Regions from separate parts of the Homo sapiens genome. Here region 2 is linked to region 1. The links are chromatin loops, found by intact Hi-C in ENCODE. Cell type or tissue: heart left ventricle. All regions are shown on one strand.

Region 1 (8,000 bases):
GAAAGAGCCATTCACCCAGTGCCGGCTGTGCGGGAGACCAGAGTTTTATTATTCCTCAAATCAGTCTCCCCGAGCATTCGGGGCGCAGAGTTTTTAAGGATAACTTAGTGGGTGGTGGGAAGCCAGTGAGCCAGGAATGCTGATTGATTGGTCAGGGAGGAAATCATAGGGAGTTGAAGCTGTCTGCTTTTTTTTTTTTTTTTTTTTTTTTTTGAGACAGAGTCTCACTCTGTCCCCCAGGCCAGAGTACAGTGGCGTGATCTCGGCTCACTGCAACCTCCGCCTCCCGGGTTCAAGCTATTCTCCTGCCTCAGCCTCCCGAGTAGCTGGGACTACAGGCACTGGCACACCATGCCCGGCTAATTTTTGTATTTTTAGTAGAGACAGGGTTTCACTATATTGGCCAGGCTGGTCTTGAACTCCTGACCTCGTGATCTGCCCACCTCAGCCTCCCAAAGTGCTGGGATTACAGGCGTGAGCCACTGTGCCTGGCTGCAGCTGTCTTCTTGCACTGAGTCAGTTCCTGACTGGGGCCAGAAGACCAGACGAGCCAGTTTATCTATCTGGGTGGTGCCAGCTGATCCATCAACTGCAGGGTCTCCAAAATATCTCAAGCGCTGATCTTAGGAGCAATTTAGGGAGGGTCAGAATCTCGTAGTCTCCAGCTGCGTGACTCTTAAACTGTAATTTCTAATCCTGTGGCTGTTAGTCTCGTCCCCAGGCAAGAAGCAGGTCTGCTTTGGGAAAGGGCTGTTACAGTCTTTGTCTAAACTATAAACTACAAATGAAGTTTCTCCCAAAGTTAGTTCAGCCAAGGAATGAACACAGACAGCTTGGAGGTTCGAAGCAAGATGGAGCCCGCTAAGTTAGATCTCTTTCACTGTCTCAGTCATAATTTGGCCAAGGCAGTTTCAACTCCAGGAATGTGATCAAGTCCAAGTTCTGCTGATCCTCAACTTTGCCTATTTATTTCTCTTCTGTTTTAAGTCAACACTTTCTCCTGGTGAAACTGCTCTGGAAGGACGTTCCAATGAAAAGCTTTTCCCATAATGAGATCGTAATCCTTGCTGAAAACGCTTTGCCGTTCACTGCATTTTAATGCTCTGGCACCACATGTGCCCCCTTTTCTTTTTGGGATAAAAGACGCCTTTGTCCCATGTCCTCAGCTGGTGCTTAGGGGTATGGAGCAAAAAGTGGGTGCCAGAGTTGAGATTCAGGGAGTGGAGAGTGGGGAGGAGCTTCTGCCTTCTGAAAACTGCCCGGATGGATGCGGTAGTGCAGCGGTGGCCACGGCACATGCCTGCGAGGATAGAGTCAGTTGTGGCTGAGCTAAGCGCGGAAGTGCAGGCAAAACCTGAGTATCGGCAGCCAGGGCAGGTGTGGGGACCTCTGCACTGAGGTATATTCCTCCCTGGGAGCCACAGGGAGCCCTTAGTTACCAGCCTTGAGAGATCCTCCACATTCGTCCGTGGTAACCCCCTTGCTGTCTCTCTCTCTGTCACCAGTGGAAGGACTAAAAGTGGTGGAGATTGAGAAATGCAAGAGTGACATTAAGAAGATGAGGGAGGAGCTGGCGGCCAGAAGCAGCAGGTAGGGTCTGCGCTGGGGCCACGGGCGGCCGGGCCTGGGGAGGGCTCCCCGTACCAGTTGGGCTGGGGCTGTGGGCTTTGTTTGCCTAAAAGAAAGGCTGGTGCAGTTCGGTACAGTTCAGGCTTGGGAGAGTGCAGTCTGGAGGCAGCCACCCTGCTTGCGACCTGCTTGTCAGTGGTGTGACTTTCTTCTAACAAAAGAGCACGCATGGGCCGGGTGTGGTGGCTCACGCCTGTAATCCCAGCACTTTGGGAGGCCGAGGTGGGAGGATCACCTGAGGACAGGAGTTCAATACCGGCTTGGCCAACATGGTGAAACCCCGTCTCTACTAAAAATACAAACGGTAGCCAGGCATGGTGGCACATGCCTGTAACCCCAGCTACTTGGGAAGCTGAGGCGGGAGAATCGCTTGAACCCAGGAGGTGGAGGTTGCAGTGAGCCGAGATCGCGCCACTGCACTCCAGCCTGGGCTCGACAGAGCAAGACTCTGTCTCAAGAAAAAAAGAGCACATATTGGAGATAGGGGCTGGGAAGACGATTTCACAGAAGAAGAGTCCTCCTCCTGCAGATCCAAGCCTTAGGAGCAATGTGTCCAGCTTGGAATAAGTTGATATCCACTTTTAAAGACAGAACAAGAAGAGGAAAAGCATTAGGGGAGGAGCCTCCTGTTGCCCCCAGGGACCCGGTTCCTTGTGTGATGTTCCCACTGGGTTGCATTCCAGCGAGGGCTTCAGCACTGGGGACACAGAAGTCATTCTCCTGGGAACAGGCATCCTTCACAGGCGCTTCGGGGGGCCCAGTGAGCTGTGACTCGTGGGGAAAATGCCCCAGTCTCCACGATGCCACCTCCAAAGTCAGTTTTGTGTACAGCAGGACTCTTTACTGGAGCCAGGGTCAGGACACGTGTGGATGAACCACGACCAAACTGGGGATGGAAATGCCGGTAGTAGCAAAGAGACGGCGGTGATGATGAGCAGAGCGCATGCATTGAGGCACTTACTGTGTGCGGGCGCTGTGCTTAGTGAGGGGCACACAGGACCTGCTCACACCTCCGGGCTTTGCCTCCATGCCCGCTGGTGCCAGCCCAGACACCACAGGCATATGATGTGGCTCATGGTTCCCCAGAGTGCCACTGCCCGGCCTCAGTGGGATTTAATGGGGACTAATGGACTGAGAAACAGCCCTGTGCAATTGCACTGAGTTGTCTCAGAGCCACCTGGCATGCTGACGATCATTCCCTGATTTTGAAATTGAGGGCAATCTGCTTATTGAGGAAGCGTGGCAAGTGAAAGGGTCTCAGAGGCAGAAGGTGAAGGGAAAGCCGACGGGCCTCATCTGGTCCCCTCAAAGCCCCGGGGGCCTGGCCTCGGGGTGGGCGCAGGGAGGAAGGCCGAGCGGAAGGAAGCAGGCCTTGTCTGAGCCACGTGAGAGCCTGTCCTACAGGGACCGTGCCACGTGTCTGTCCCATGCACTCATGGGCTCATTTGGAGTTAGGGATGTCTCAGCCCAATTGACTTAGGGGAAGTCAGGCCATAGTTTGTGGCCATGGAAAGTTGTGAGTGAACAATCCATCTTCGTCATCCCTGTGCTGGAGGCTCTTTAAAGGACGGGAGACAGAGTCTCTCATTTGTGAGCCAAGGAAGAGCTCCCAAGTTGCACAGGGACGGCCACACAGCTGGGGTCCCAAGGCTGGGACCTGGCAAGGCTGGGACCCGGCTTGGCAGCCTCAGACACACAGCACCTTCACCTGTGGCACCGCCCTTGGCCGTGGGCTCTACGTGGCTTGGTTCAGCCCTCTGGCTGTCCCTTGCGCCCCAGGTGCCATGGCTGCTTTGGCAGGAGGGTGGTGTTCCAGGGTGGTGCTGCCTGGCAGGGTTCCCCTCTGCCCAGAGCCAGGCGGAGATGGGTGGCCTCAAGCTGGGGCTGCGGGTGTAGCAGGGCCAGCCTTTCCAGCCCCACCAGCAGCACGAGGGGAAGAGGACAAAAACTGAGTTCTAGTCTTCAGCCTGAAACCAGACTCCCTGAACAGCGGCCTCTGGGCCCCATATGGGTTGGGGAACTCCACCGCCCCAAGGGGTGTGTCTGGAGCCAGGCCATGCCTCCCGAAGCTGCCCCCAGCTCCTCACCCACAACTGTGTGTCCCTGAGCACTTTCTGGAGGTGTTTGTAGGATGCAGCCTCTTATCCCTTAAACGACTGCATTTACCGCCCACCTACAGCAGCAGGAGTGAGTGGTGAGACAGCCTCCGGCCTCACAGGTCTTGCCTCTGCCGTGCCTGATGGGCACCCGCTCTGTAGAAAGCAAGGCGAGTGCTCGGATCACACGCCGCTCCTGGCGTGGTTTCTGGTGTGCACTAGTCCTGCAGGTCAGGTTGAGGTTGCAGGGGGGAAGATTATTTTTATCGAAGTTGTAGTCATTTCCTGGGGCTGCGTAACGAATTCTCATAAACTGGGCAGCTTAAAACAATAGAAATGTATTCCCACATAGTTCTGGAGGCCACAAGTCCAAAATCAAGGTGCCAGCAGGCCCTGCCACCTCTGAAGGCCCCAGGGGAGGGACCTTCCCGGTCTCTCTTGGCCTCTGGTGGCTGCCGGCGGCATTCTCTGCCTGCTTCTTCACCTGGTGCTCCCATCCGTTCTGTCCAAATTCCCCCTTTTTGTAAGGACACCCATCCTATTGGAGTAGGGGTCACCCTCCTCCAGGATGACATCCCCTTAACTACATCTGCAACAGTCATGTCCCCAAATGAGGTCACCCTCAGAGGCAGCAGGGTTAGGACTTCAACATACAACTTTTGGGGGGAGATGTACTTCAGCCCATAACACACCACGTGGGAGGATAACACCGATTTCAGAGCTTGCAGAGGAAGCCGCCAGGAACTCCAGTGAGACATCAGCCCCCAGGTGCCTGTCAGGCACGCCGGGCTGTGGGGGGCACCTGGGCCCATCTGAGTAACGGAGGCGCATCCGCACTTCCCCCAGGAGTACATTTTTAGAACCCACAGCGCCATAAACCAAAGACAAGGAGACTTCCTGGTGCCCCGTCAGCTTCTGGAGGCGACGTTCTCGGCTGACAGCTCTGGCAGCCTCCCCTGTAGGTGAGAGACAGGTAAATGGGACTCTTGCTTCCAAAACGGAACAGGGTAAAAATTCTCAAGCGTTGTCGACACATTGAGAAAAAACAAATCCAGCCTCCTGGGCTCTGGTCTCATCCCCAGCCGCGTCATGTGCCCCAGGCCGGCGTTGCCACACATGAAACCCCTTCCTGTTTTTCTATGTAGAAAGGAACTCAGAATAGAGACACTGAGATATTCGTGTTGTCCCTTTTGTCTTTGTCAACAGCAGAGTTACATCTTACTCATGAGAGCCCTGTAGCAATGTGGGGACCCTGGGACCAGTCTCAGTTAAGCTGGAACTTCCCCGGATGACTGGGGAGAGGAGCTGCAAAAGGCAGGGTGGGGGTGGGGGGCCTTCCCGAGATGGCAGCCCAGCCAGAGGCCAGCGTTCTTGCCTCTGGGAAGAGAATAAAGGCCCCAGACAGGGTGGAGCTAGCTCAGCCCCGTGCCACACAAATGGCCAGTGTGAGCCTGAAATGTGGAGCTACATTCAGCCCACATAGCACACCCTGGTGGGGCCTCGGAGCCAGGGGTATGGATCCACCAGAAGCTGCCCCTTGGGAACAGCAGTGGCATCGGGGTCCGGCACACAGCACCCGGGAGCAGGTGGCCGTCCCCTGACACTCACGGGCTAGGTTTCTCCTGCTTTTCCCTCAAAGAGGACAGAGGTCCAACTGCCAGCTTACATTTAGGGCAGGGGCAGGGGCAGGTCTACCCCAGGGGCCACGGCCACTCTGGCCCCCAGCACTGTGCCAGGCAGAGAGCAGAGCATGGAATATGGGGTTCACCCAGAGCTGGGGAGTCTGCAGGAGCCTGGGGTGGCAACTGAGGGCTCAGCGTTCATCCCAAACAAATGGCCTTGCCCACTGGCCTAAGCCCCAGAGAAGGGGGATGGGGACCCCAGGAAATGAAAGCAAAGATAAGCTCCAAATAGGATGAAAAGAAAGAGCTCCATGCCAGCTGCTCTGTTTGCTGAAGACGCTGGTTCCCGTGGCAGCGGAGCGCAGAGAGAGGGGCTGCCTGGCCAGGCAGGGTCAGCGGGCCCCAGCAGACCCTCCTCTGCTCCCAGCTCTGGTATCTGCAAGGAAACAGCGGGATTCGAACAGTCAAACTGTCTTGCTCGGTGAAGATTTCCATAACCCTCCTGGGGAATGCAGGAGACTTACAGAGACAGCACATGTGCGAATGTTTACACAAAACAGGTTAAAAGCAGCGAAGAAATCATCATCATGCCATCTATTTTTTTTAACTACGCAGAAAACGTTCGTTACTTCTCAGAAATGTGTAAATGGAATTTCTCGTTTAATGGATGACAATGGAAATCATTTGATTGGTGCATTTTGTTGGTTGGTTTTGTTAATACTTTGCTGAATCTGTTAGCGTTCCCCCTTACACATCAAACTGTGGTAGCAACTCTGATGGGTTTTGCAAGCATGAAACAGAGGGAAGGGCTACCAAATGGATCTCCGTGGAGCGGTGGTTATCACGGGGAAGAGACGGCAGCATGCCGAGAAAATAACACCGAAGCCTCTTTTTCCAGAAAGGAAATAGATTGATTATTCTAGTTTTGAAAATAGCACAGGCTCATTGGAAAACCTCCAAACTACACTGATGGGAGCTGAAGGGTGCACACCGATCATGACAACAGCCGGCAATGTCCCCCCAGTTTAAACCTGGACACGAGGCCTTCTAGATGTTTTTCTGTGCATAGATACCTTGTTTTGAAAAACAACTAAAACATGCGTTGTGTAGTCTTTTTTTTTACTAGTGGCATTGTGAGCAATAAATAGATTAAATTTTAACCAGCGTACAGCTCATAGATTTTCCCAGAAGGCCACAATCAAGCACTCTTTTTAAACCTACCGAATGTGCTCTTTCTTCCTCGTAGCGTGGCATTTTTTGGCACTTGCTTTCAGTACATACTGTGCATAGCATTCTTATTTTCCCTTTTCATGTCAAGTTTCCTCACTTGGCATAATATCCGTGATGATCCTCCTAATGGCATAATAGTCCATCATGCGGAGGCACTGTGCTGGTTTAAACCGCTTCCCGTCTTGGGACATTCAGGTGGCTTCTAGTCGGTTTTGTGTTTTTGTTACAGCAGATCACACCACGGTGAATATCTGTGTGCATAGAGCTGTTTGTTCCTGTTTAATTCTTGGCTTAAGATAAATTCCCCAGGATAGATATGTGGGCTTAAAGGATACGAATTTCTATATGGCTCTTACTGGGCAGTATTAACTTGCTCTCCCAGAAGAAGGGGCTTTATTTACAAATCGCAGGAGCTTCTGCTGCATTTAGCTCCCTGAGTGCCCCCATAGCCTGGTGAATGTCACACAAGCCAGGCGTGACCCCCACCCACCATCGTCCAAGTACACAGGGAGCCTGTTCACTTCCAAGCAAGTTCACACCCATAGGGTGTGAACCCAGATCGGCCCAGCCCCCTGGTGCACTCTGCTGCAGGGGCCCAAGAGCAGCCAGACCTCCTGGGGCAGCTGCTCCTCATTCAGCCTCTGGGGACCACCCTGAAGCCAGCACACTGCCCAACCGGAAGGTGGCTTTCCTCTGAAACATGCCTGGCTCACTTTGCCCTGCTCCTATGTGGGATACCTCGATACCAAGTGCTAAACAAAAACAGAGTCAGACAGAAAACTCATCTGCTAACATTACATGTAACAGGGAAAGTTGGAAACATTCTAAAAGTCCATCACTGGGGACTGGATTGCTAACGTGTGCTATGGCCACACCCTGGAGAAACTTGGAAAATGAAGCTAAGCTCTGTGGAGCAACTTGGGATGAGTTCATGATATGTTAGATGACAAAGCAGGTTGCAGCAGACTGACTTTGGTGCAATTCCATCTTTGTTTAAAAGTACAAAGGGGCTGGGCGCAGTGGCTCACGCCTGTAATCCCAACACTTTGGGAGGCCAAGGCAGGTGGATCGCTTGAAGTCAGGAGTTCACGACCAGCCTGGCCAACATGGTGAAACCCCGTCTCTACTAAAAGTACAAAAATTAGTCAGGTGTGGCAGCATGCACCTGTAATCCCAGCTACTCAGGAGGCTGAAGCACGAGAATTGCTTAAACCCAGGAGGCAGAGGTTGCGGTGAGCAAAGATTGCGCCACTGCACTCCAGCCTGGGCAACAGAGTGAGACTCTGTCTCAAAAATAAATAAATAAATAAAAATTTTAAAAAGTACAAAGGGGCGGGGTGCAGTGACTCACACCTGTCATCCCAATACTTTGGGAGGCTGAGGCAGAAGGATCGTTTGAACCTAGGAGTTCAAGACCAGCCTG
Region 2 (8,000 bases), 77 kb before region 1:
GGCCTCCGGAGCCAAGAGAGATAAACCTCTGTGGTTTCATGTCACCCAGTTTGTGGTCTTTGTTATAGCAGCCCCAGGACACTCAGGGGGTTGCCTTGTCCACCCCCATCCTGGCCCTCTGAGGGACTGGTTGGCTCTTAGAAGACCGTTCAACCTGCCCTCTGGTCCTCCTCCCCCACCCAGAGACCCCTGGCTACACCCTGCCCAAGGGAGCTCACCAAAGCCCACAGGGTCCCTGTGATCTTGTCACCTGGGCTCCCACAGGCCAGCAGTGTTGGAACCTGGACATCTGGCTCCAGCCTTGGTGGCCACCCCCGACCTTGCTCTGCTCCTACAGCTCCCGGCCTTCCCTGCCCTGGCCGGCCCTTGCTGAATGTCCCCGCTCCTAGGAAGCCGGATGTGTCGCGTGCAGGTGCCTCTCTGCACTGTAATAACTCCTCACCAGGCACCCTTGGAGCCCAGGATCAAGTCACTCACCTTCCAACCCTGCCCCTGCCCAGAGACTGGCACGAGAACCAGTAACAGTTGTTGAATAATGAACAATGGATGCATGCAGCTCACCCGTGAGAGGGCGTTGCTCGGCTGGGCCAGGGATGAAGCTTCTCCCGCGTGGCTCCACCGTCTATCCCTCAAGCTCCTGATGCTCCCCTGGGCACCTCTGCGCCATGAGGCCCCGTTGAAGTCAGTTGGGGAGGCAGTGTGGACCGTGAGAAGGGAGTCCTAAGCACAGGAAACGCTGCCTTCCTGGGGCCCTAAAGAACAGGCTCACCTTCCCCAAGGGCCTTCAGGCCCTGACATCTAAAAAGATGTTCTTTATCAAAGGGGAAAGCAGCCCTGGGGTGGGGGCGTGGCCACCAGTGCAGTGGGCGTGGCCACAACCGAGAGGGCGTGGTCATTCGTGCAGTGGGCGTGGTCATCAAGAAAGGGCGTGGCTGCAGCCGGAAGGGCGTGGCTATCAGCTCCAGAAGGCCCTTCTTGCTGTCCTTGGACTTGGGTTCTCCTTGTCGACGAGGATCTCAGCTGGAGCTGCCAGGGGCAGGGCTGGCACCAAAGCACTTCTGAAGTCTCCCCGCCTCCCAAGTGTGAGGCTGTGGGGAAGGAGGGAGGGCAGCTGGCTTGTTTCTGGATGAGCCCATCTGACTCAGCAGCTGGGACCCAGCAGGAGCGCAGAGCAGGTCCTGAAGGTGCCGAGGCCCCACCCGCAGCTCCGTCTCAGCTTTGTGAGGGCTGCACTCCCCCGTGTGCATCCGGCGTCACAAAGGACCACAGGCCCGGCGGCCTCCACAGCAGACACCAAGGCCCTCGCGGTCTGAAGGCCGAATTCCCAGGTCAGGCTGCAGCAGGGCTGGTTCCTGAGGCCTCTCCTGGGCTGGCACCTCCTCCCCGTGTCCATGCAGGGCCGAGCCTCTGCATGTCTGTGTCCTCGGCGCCTCGTTTTACAAGGACATCTCATTTTAAAGGCCCGGTCTCCAAATAAGGTCATATCGTGAAGTGCTGGGGTCAGAACTACAGCATGAATTTTGACGGGACACAGTTCAGTCCATAGCACCCGCTTTGGGAAGTGGGAATGACCTCTCCCTTCCCCATCTTCTGGCCTTTGTAACCCTAATGTGGGAAAGCAGGAGGGATCCAGAACGACATTGGGTCACCAAAGAGAGCATCGCAGCCCAAAAGGTTGAAAGGCGGCACCAAGGTCCCGCGCCTGGTGACCGCCGACTCGCCCTCCCGGGCTCCAGGCTGTCCCCACTCCCCCCCGCCCCAACCCCAGCATGTTGAGGCGCCTGGTCCCAACTGCCCATTCACTCCCTGTACACAGACTGCTTCTTTGTCCTCCAGCCAGGGGTGAAGGGCCATGCTGGCGAAACAGCAAACAACCCCAACATGCTTTGCAGCCTGGCCAACCACATGACCAGTTTGAGGAGGTTGGCTGGAGATCACAATGAGGAAGTTGGATGAGGGGGTCCAACTTCTAGCAGCCCATAAGCCTATCCATTCAGACACCAAATCCATGGAAAACAGAGAGACAATATACTGATTTTCAAAAGGGAGACATACCCCAGCAAGTACAGACCAGGGAACAGGGTGCTGACGTGGCCACAGTTCTTAAACTACTCGACTTCATGGATGGGGCACAGTTTTTTTTAAAGGAGGATTTAGAATTCTATTTGGCAGGTGGCATGAAAAAGAGTTTTGAATAGAAACACACCCCTCCCTCCCAGTTGCCTGCCCAGTATGTTTGTTTTGTTCTCTTGAAACAAAGGAAGAGAGTGGTGAGGAGGGAGGGAAGATGAACCAGGAAGAATGAAAGCACTTGGCCTGCTTCTCAGATGGTCTTGGACTGTCTCCGCTCACAGGAGTTGCAGGTTTTTGGGTTTTATGCAAGTTCGGATCACAACAGGCCTCTTGCAAGAACCAGGCATTACCTTTATTCCAAAAGCCTTGCTGGGCCTTCTTGAAAGGACTGGCAGCCACCACTTCCCTAGAAACCCGTGGCAAGTTCCCTCCTCCCGACCCCCTGCTGTTTGGTCCAGGACCCCCTGCAGTCCTGACTGGGACCCACTTGGCCCTTCTCAAGGGACCCAGCACAGGACGTGTGTTTCTGCTTTGATGAACCGCCCTTTCCCCCCTGCAGTTCTAGTGGAATCTCCCCTCCCTTATCCCATTCCCACTTGGAAATGATGATGATGGAATGGGCGATGCCGGCTTACCAAGACATCCAAGCTCTCTGGGTCGAAGTTGGAGAGAGGGGTGCACAAAAAGGATTCCACTCCTGTCTGCCTTCCCCTGCCTCCCCGCTGGGGTGTCCCTTTCCCATGGTTTCCTCTAAATCTTTTCACCCATGTCCAGCCACACCATTCTCACATACTGCCTTGAAACTGGGCTCGAAGGGGCTGCGTGCTGAGAGAAGGTCCTCTCCCCCAGTGATCCTCCAGAGGGGCTGCCGCCTGGGTCCCCCGAGCACCTCCTACCCCACCCTCCCCATTCCTGCCATCCCCAGGGTCCAGGGAGCCCAGATTCCAGGGAAGGGTTGCATTAGCTCCCACTCGGAGTCCTGATGCAGCAGAGACAGACAGAGGCCCTGGGAGAAGTGAGCATGAATTATTAAGACAAGACAAGGGTGAGGCCCCAGAGAGGGGGTGGCGGAAGGGTCATGTTCATGCAGCGAGAGTTGCTTCGAGCTTGAACCGCGTATCCAGGAGTCAAGCAGATTGCAACTGGCGAGAGGCCTTCAGAAATGCCCCGTGAGAGTCCTGTGTGCAGAGCTCCATCTCAGCACACTTCCTGTTCTTTTGGTTCGTCGATTTTTGCATTTTCAGTCCCCTGTGATCCATTATTTATAACAGTGGAGATTGGCCTCAGACACTAGCAGTGAGGAAAACAAAAGCGAAGCTACGCAGAAAAATGACAAGAGTGATGAGCACAGCAGTCATGACAAATGAGCCCTGTGCGGAGGCCCGGGATCCGCGCAGATGCCGGCGCGGGGGAAATGGGCCCTGAAATCCCACCGTCAGGCCAGGCAGCTCTGAGCGTGACCTGGAGGGCTGTTCAGACGGTCTGGGTAGCCGTGTCCTGCGCATGAACATCCTCCGTCGGGAGAGGAATTCCCCACGGATTATCAGAGCTGCTCCCTCCACCCCCCGCCACGTCCCACGCGGGCCACATCAACTCCCTCTGCAGCCTCTGGCCAGCGGCTGAGCCCTCCGTGTCTCCCCTCGTTAATGCCTCCTTCACCATCCCCTCCTGAAGTTTCCCCCATTGCATACACGCGCTGAGGCCCACCCGGTATCAAGGACTCCCATTGCTTGCGAAAAAGATTCCACCCCTCTTAGAACAGAGACCAGGGCCGCTGTAGCAAATGGCCATAAATGCCACAGCTTAAAACAACAGAAACGGATTATCTCGCAGCTCTGGAGGATGGAGTCCAAAATCTGAATCGCTGGGCTGAAATCCAGGTGTGGGCAGGGCCGCGCTCCCTCTAGAGGCTCCCCCGGAGATTCCCTTCCTTGCCTCTTCCAGCTGCTGGTGGCTGCCAGCAGTTTGGGAATTGCGGCCGCATCACACCACCTTTCTGTTTGTTGTTGACATCCCCGCCTCCCCTGCCTGCGGGGTCTTAGATGTCTCTCTCCTTCCCACTGAGTTTCACTCCACATTTGAATTGGATTAACTCATGCCATGTTAGGCAAACGTGCCCCTCAAATCCTTCCACTTAACAGACATTTATTGAAGGTTCCTGTGTGCGGGGCCCAAGAGAAGGGACATTAAATTAGGAGATGAACCTTGGGAGGCCATGGCATGCTTCGGAGCCTCGGCGTCAAAATGACAACCCACACCCCACTTGGCGGTTCATCTGGGGCCCTGGAATCAGCAGACTGAGGCTGGAACCCAGCAATGGCACATGCTGGCTGTATGTTCTCGGGCCTCAGTTTCAACATCAGTGACATGGGGATAGAATCTGCCCAGCGGAGTTAAGTCACCGCATCCCGGAGAGCCGAGTGTCTCATAGAGGCTCCTGGTGTGGTCTCCATGCTGCTGCTCAGCACGGAATGAAGAGGTTCAGGAACTTGCCCACAGCCACGGATAATGAGGGACAGAGCTGGAATTGAGCCCGGGAACCTGCACACACAGCCCAGTGTGACCGTGCCTTCTAGAGAGAGGCCAGCCCTGGCACCAGGTGGGCATGCCAGCATCACCTTCAAGGTGTGCTTTAAGGATCCAAGATAATGTGGGTGCTTCAACAGATGCATGGCAATAAAAGGAAAGCACCATGTTTCACCTTCACACACACACACTTACACATTCACACACTCACATACTTACACACATTCTCATACACTCACACATATGCTTACACACATTCACAGGCTCACACATGCTTACACACACATTCACACGCACACACATTCACACGCACACATACACTTACACACATTCACACACATACACTTACATTCACACACATACACTTACATTCACACTCATACACATACATACATTCACACACATATTCACACATTCACACATACACATTCACACACATACACTTAGACACCACACTCACATTCACACACATTCACATACATTTACACACACATCCACACACACATTCACACACATTCACATTTACATTCACAAACATTCACACATACATTCACACGCACTTACAGTCACACATACACTTATACACAGTCACACAGACTTGCACATAGACTTACACACATACACTTACACACGCACTCACACCTTCACACACACAGGCAATCACACATTCACACTCACGTACACTTACCCACACATTCACACATACACACACCACATACACGCATACACTTACACATGCACTCACACACTATCACATTCACACACACATACACTTACAAACTATCATTCACACACATACACACATACACATGCATTCACACACATGCTCACACACTCACACATACACTTACACTCACAGTCACATACACCCACATTCACACACATACACTCACATTCACACGCACATACACTCTGACACACATATACATACATTCACTCACACATACATTCACACACACACGGATGCATTAGTTTTCAAGTCAGGATCCTAGCACAGCCCACACCCTGCATTTGCTTGGTGTCTCCTGAGGTCTCTAGTTATACTTCCCATCCCTTTTCTTGCCATGTATTTCCTGAACACATGTTATCTTTGATCCTTAAACCATGACTTAGAGATACAGATGTATGACAAGCTGAGAGATGATGTGAGACTGTTGTTAATTTTTTCTCCATGTACTAATTACATTGTGGTTATCTTAACCACAAAGGAAGCGTTCTACTCCAGAGAACCGCGTGGAAACAGTGCAGATGGACTAGCACGATACCTGAGAGGAGCTTTAGGATAACTCCGGTGCTGGGGAGGTTGGGGCCCAGTTCAAGCAGGAGGGGAGGCGTGGGGACAGGTGTTGAAGCTGTGGGTGTGCAGCGGAGGCTTCATGACGCTTTCCTCCTGCTCTTGTGTACGTCTGAGCATTTCCATAACAGGGAAGTGTTTTGTTTTGTTTTTTAAATAACATTTTAAATGCCTCTGGCACATGGGAATCCATGGTAATTTCTGTCGTTGTTGTATATTCTTTTTCAAATGCAAGGACCTGAAAAATATCTCCTAAACTGGAAAAGGAAATGAGGCTGAATACAGATTTTATTTTAGCAAATAGAGAAGCAGTGATTGTCTGGCGGTTAACTGTAATCCATTCTGAGTGTGACTTTACTGTTAAGTATTCTAAAAACAAGAGACCAAACAAAATGAACAATATGTCCAAATGTGTATATATATAATTTGTAACTAGAGGTAAATTGCAGATGAATTGCAGATGTACACAGACAGATGGATGGACAGATGATTGATATAGATTGATTGACAGATGATTCATAGATAACTTGCAATGTTTCTTCAGTGAACGCATATTTATTTCTTGGGTAATAAGAAAAAACAATAGAATGTGGAATTTGGGGCTTGGCCTCTTTTAGCTCATTTAAAAAAATATTAAACACTTGGAATTATCGAGCGCTGAAAAAGGCAATAGAAAATTCACCTTTTAACTCCCTCAAAGATAGAAATGTGTGAATCTGCTAGTGGGTTGCGTTTGGCTGGTCCTGCAGGCTGATTTGGTCTGTTCTCTCTCCCAGAGAGATCCCCAAGCCCGGCTGAGATGTGCCTGTTTGTCTTGAGGGCAGACAAAGCCTAGCAAAATCTTATGGAAGCTGATATAAAAGCTTAATAGCTTATAAAAGCTCTAAAAATGATTCACAGTCTAGGATAGAGAAAATAAAAGGAATTTGAATTGGTTTATTTTCCTTTAGAGGAGCCTAAATCAATATTTATTCTGAGTATGCAATCAGAAATATCAGTAATTTGAGAACAAGGCAAACAGAGCTGCACATCCCGTTATGGCCACGAGCCCACCTCGCCTTCGTTCAGACCACAGCTGAAGGTCTGACTTAGGTGCAGCACGCACCCCTGGAGCTGAGGGCCTGGAGCAGGGCCAGGCCGGGCTCTTCTCTCTCTTGTCTGTCCTCGTCTGTGGGGGAATGAAGATGACACAGCACTCAGGAGGTCCTTTTCAGGACCCAGAGTCACTGGGCTTTTAGGGCGTTTGGCTCTGGTTCTAGCCCGAGTGTGGTCTCAGTCCCCATTGGTGGTTGTGGTTGTGGCATGGGCATCATTAGTCACACAACATAAAACCACAGAACGCAGAATTTGCTCACCCTGGTTCACACAGGAGCAAGCTTGGGCACCAGCACCCCCTGAACGCATGCCAAAGGGCAGGTCCAGCTCAGTGCTGGGGTGTGGAGGAACCCACCTGGGGCCTGCCTGCAAAGACAGATGCCCTGCCGTGTTTAGAAAAAGAGAAAACTGGCCTAAACCACAGTGAGGTCAAATGGATCATTTAACCCGTCGAGTTTGGTTTCTTGTTCATCCGACGCGGTTGATCTTATTAACGCATATGTGTTTGTGTTGATGTGGCCTCCAGCTTCTGTCGCACTGTGGACACAGTTGGATGTGGCTGCTAATCAATGCGGGGCTCCGTAGGTCAGTGAGAGCAATCAGAGCCTGCTGTGCGGTGGCATCCCCGAGTTAAGACAGGCTTTTGTCCCATACTCTATTGAAACACCCAGAAATGCTGACATGTTGAAGTTAAGGCCATGTGCCTTGGTGCTACTTGCTTGCGAAACAGCCTTTGAAGGAAAAAGGAGGAGGAGGATCCATGAGTTTCAAGGGTCCCCTCCTGTAATCACGGCTGCCACTCAACGGAGTAAGTAATGTGTAGCGGGCCCTCTATCTGCATGACGAATCCTCCTAACATTCCTGTGGGCGAGGTAGGATTTGTCTCGCTTTGCAGCCGAAGAATCAGAGCCTCAGAAAAGTTAAGAAATCTTCCCTGGGTCAAGCTGGTAGGAGGAGGGACTGGAACTGAACTCACATCTCCACCTCCTCTCTTCCTACTCCTCTGCCTTTC

The links. Peaks named below come from ENCODE experiments on the same cell type or tissue, not always from the same donor. Only the 100,000 strongest peaks of a DNase experiment are listed, where the experiment ranks them.
Region 2: it touches region 1 in a loop (1.9-fold over the local background); 11 of 110 quality-filtered maps call a loop at or near these places.

Annotation. Positions count from the first base shown.
Region 1 is chr21:42,742,271-42,750,270 of GRCh38, forward strand. It overlaps PDE9A (phosphodiesterase 9A), which reads left to right. Exons shown (of 20, transcript NM_002606.3): 8 at 1,506-1,590. Among named protein-coding and RNA genes, the nearest start is that of PDE9A-AS1, 4.5 kb to the left of the region's middle. In heart left ventricle, no CTCF peak of the experiment used is centred here; DNase peaks (open chromatin) are centred at 3,381, 4,081 and 4,831; H3K27ac peaks cover 372 bases.
Region 2 is chr21:42,665,265-42,673,264 of GRCh38, forward strand. The region is part of intron 1 of PDE9A (phosphodiesterase 9A); the gene reads left to right. Among named protein-coding and RNA genes, the nearest start is that of PDE9A, 16 kb to the left of the region's middle. RefSeq lists enhancers at 773-1,279, 2,775-3,721, 3,722-4,667. In heart left ventricle, a CTCF peak has its summit at 3,981 (motif pointing left); no DNase peak of the experiment used is centred here.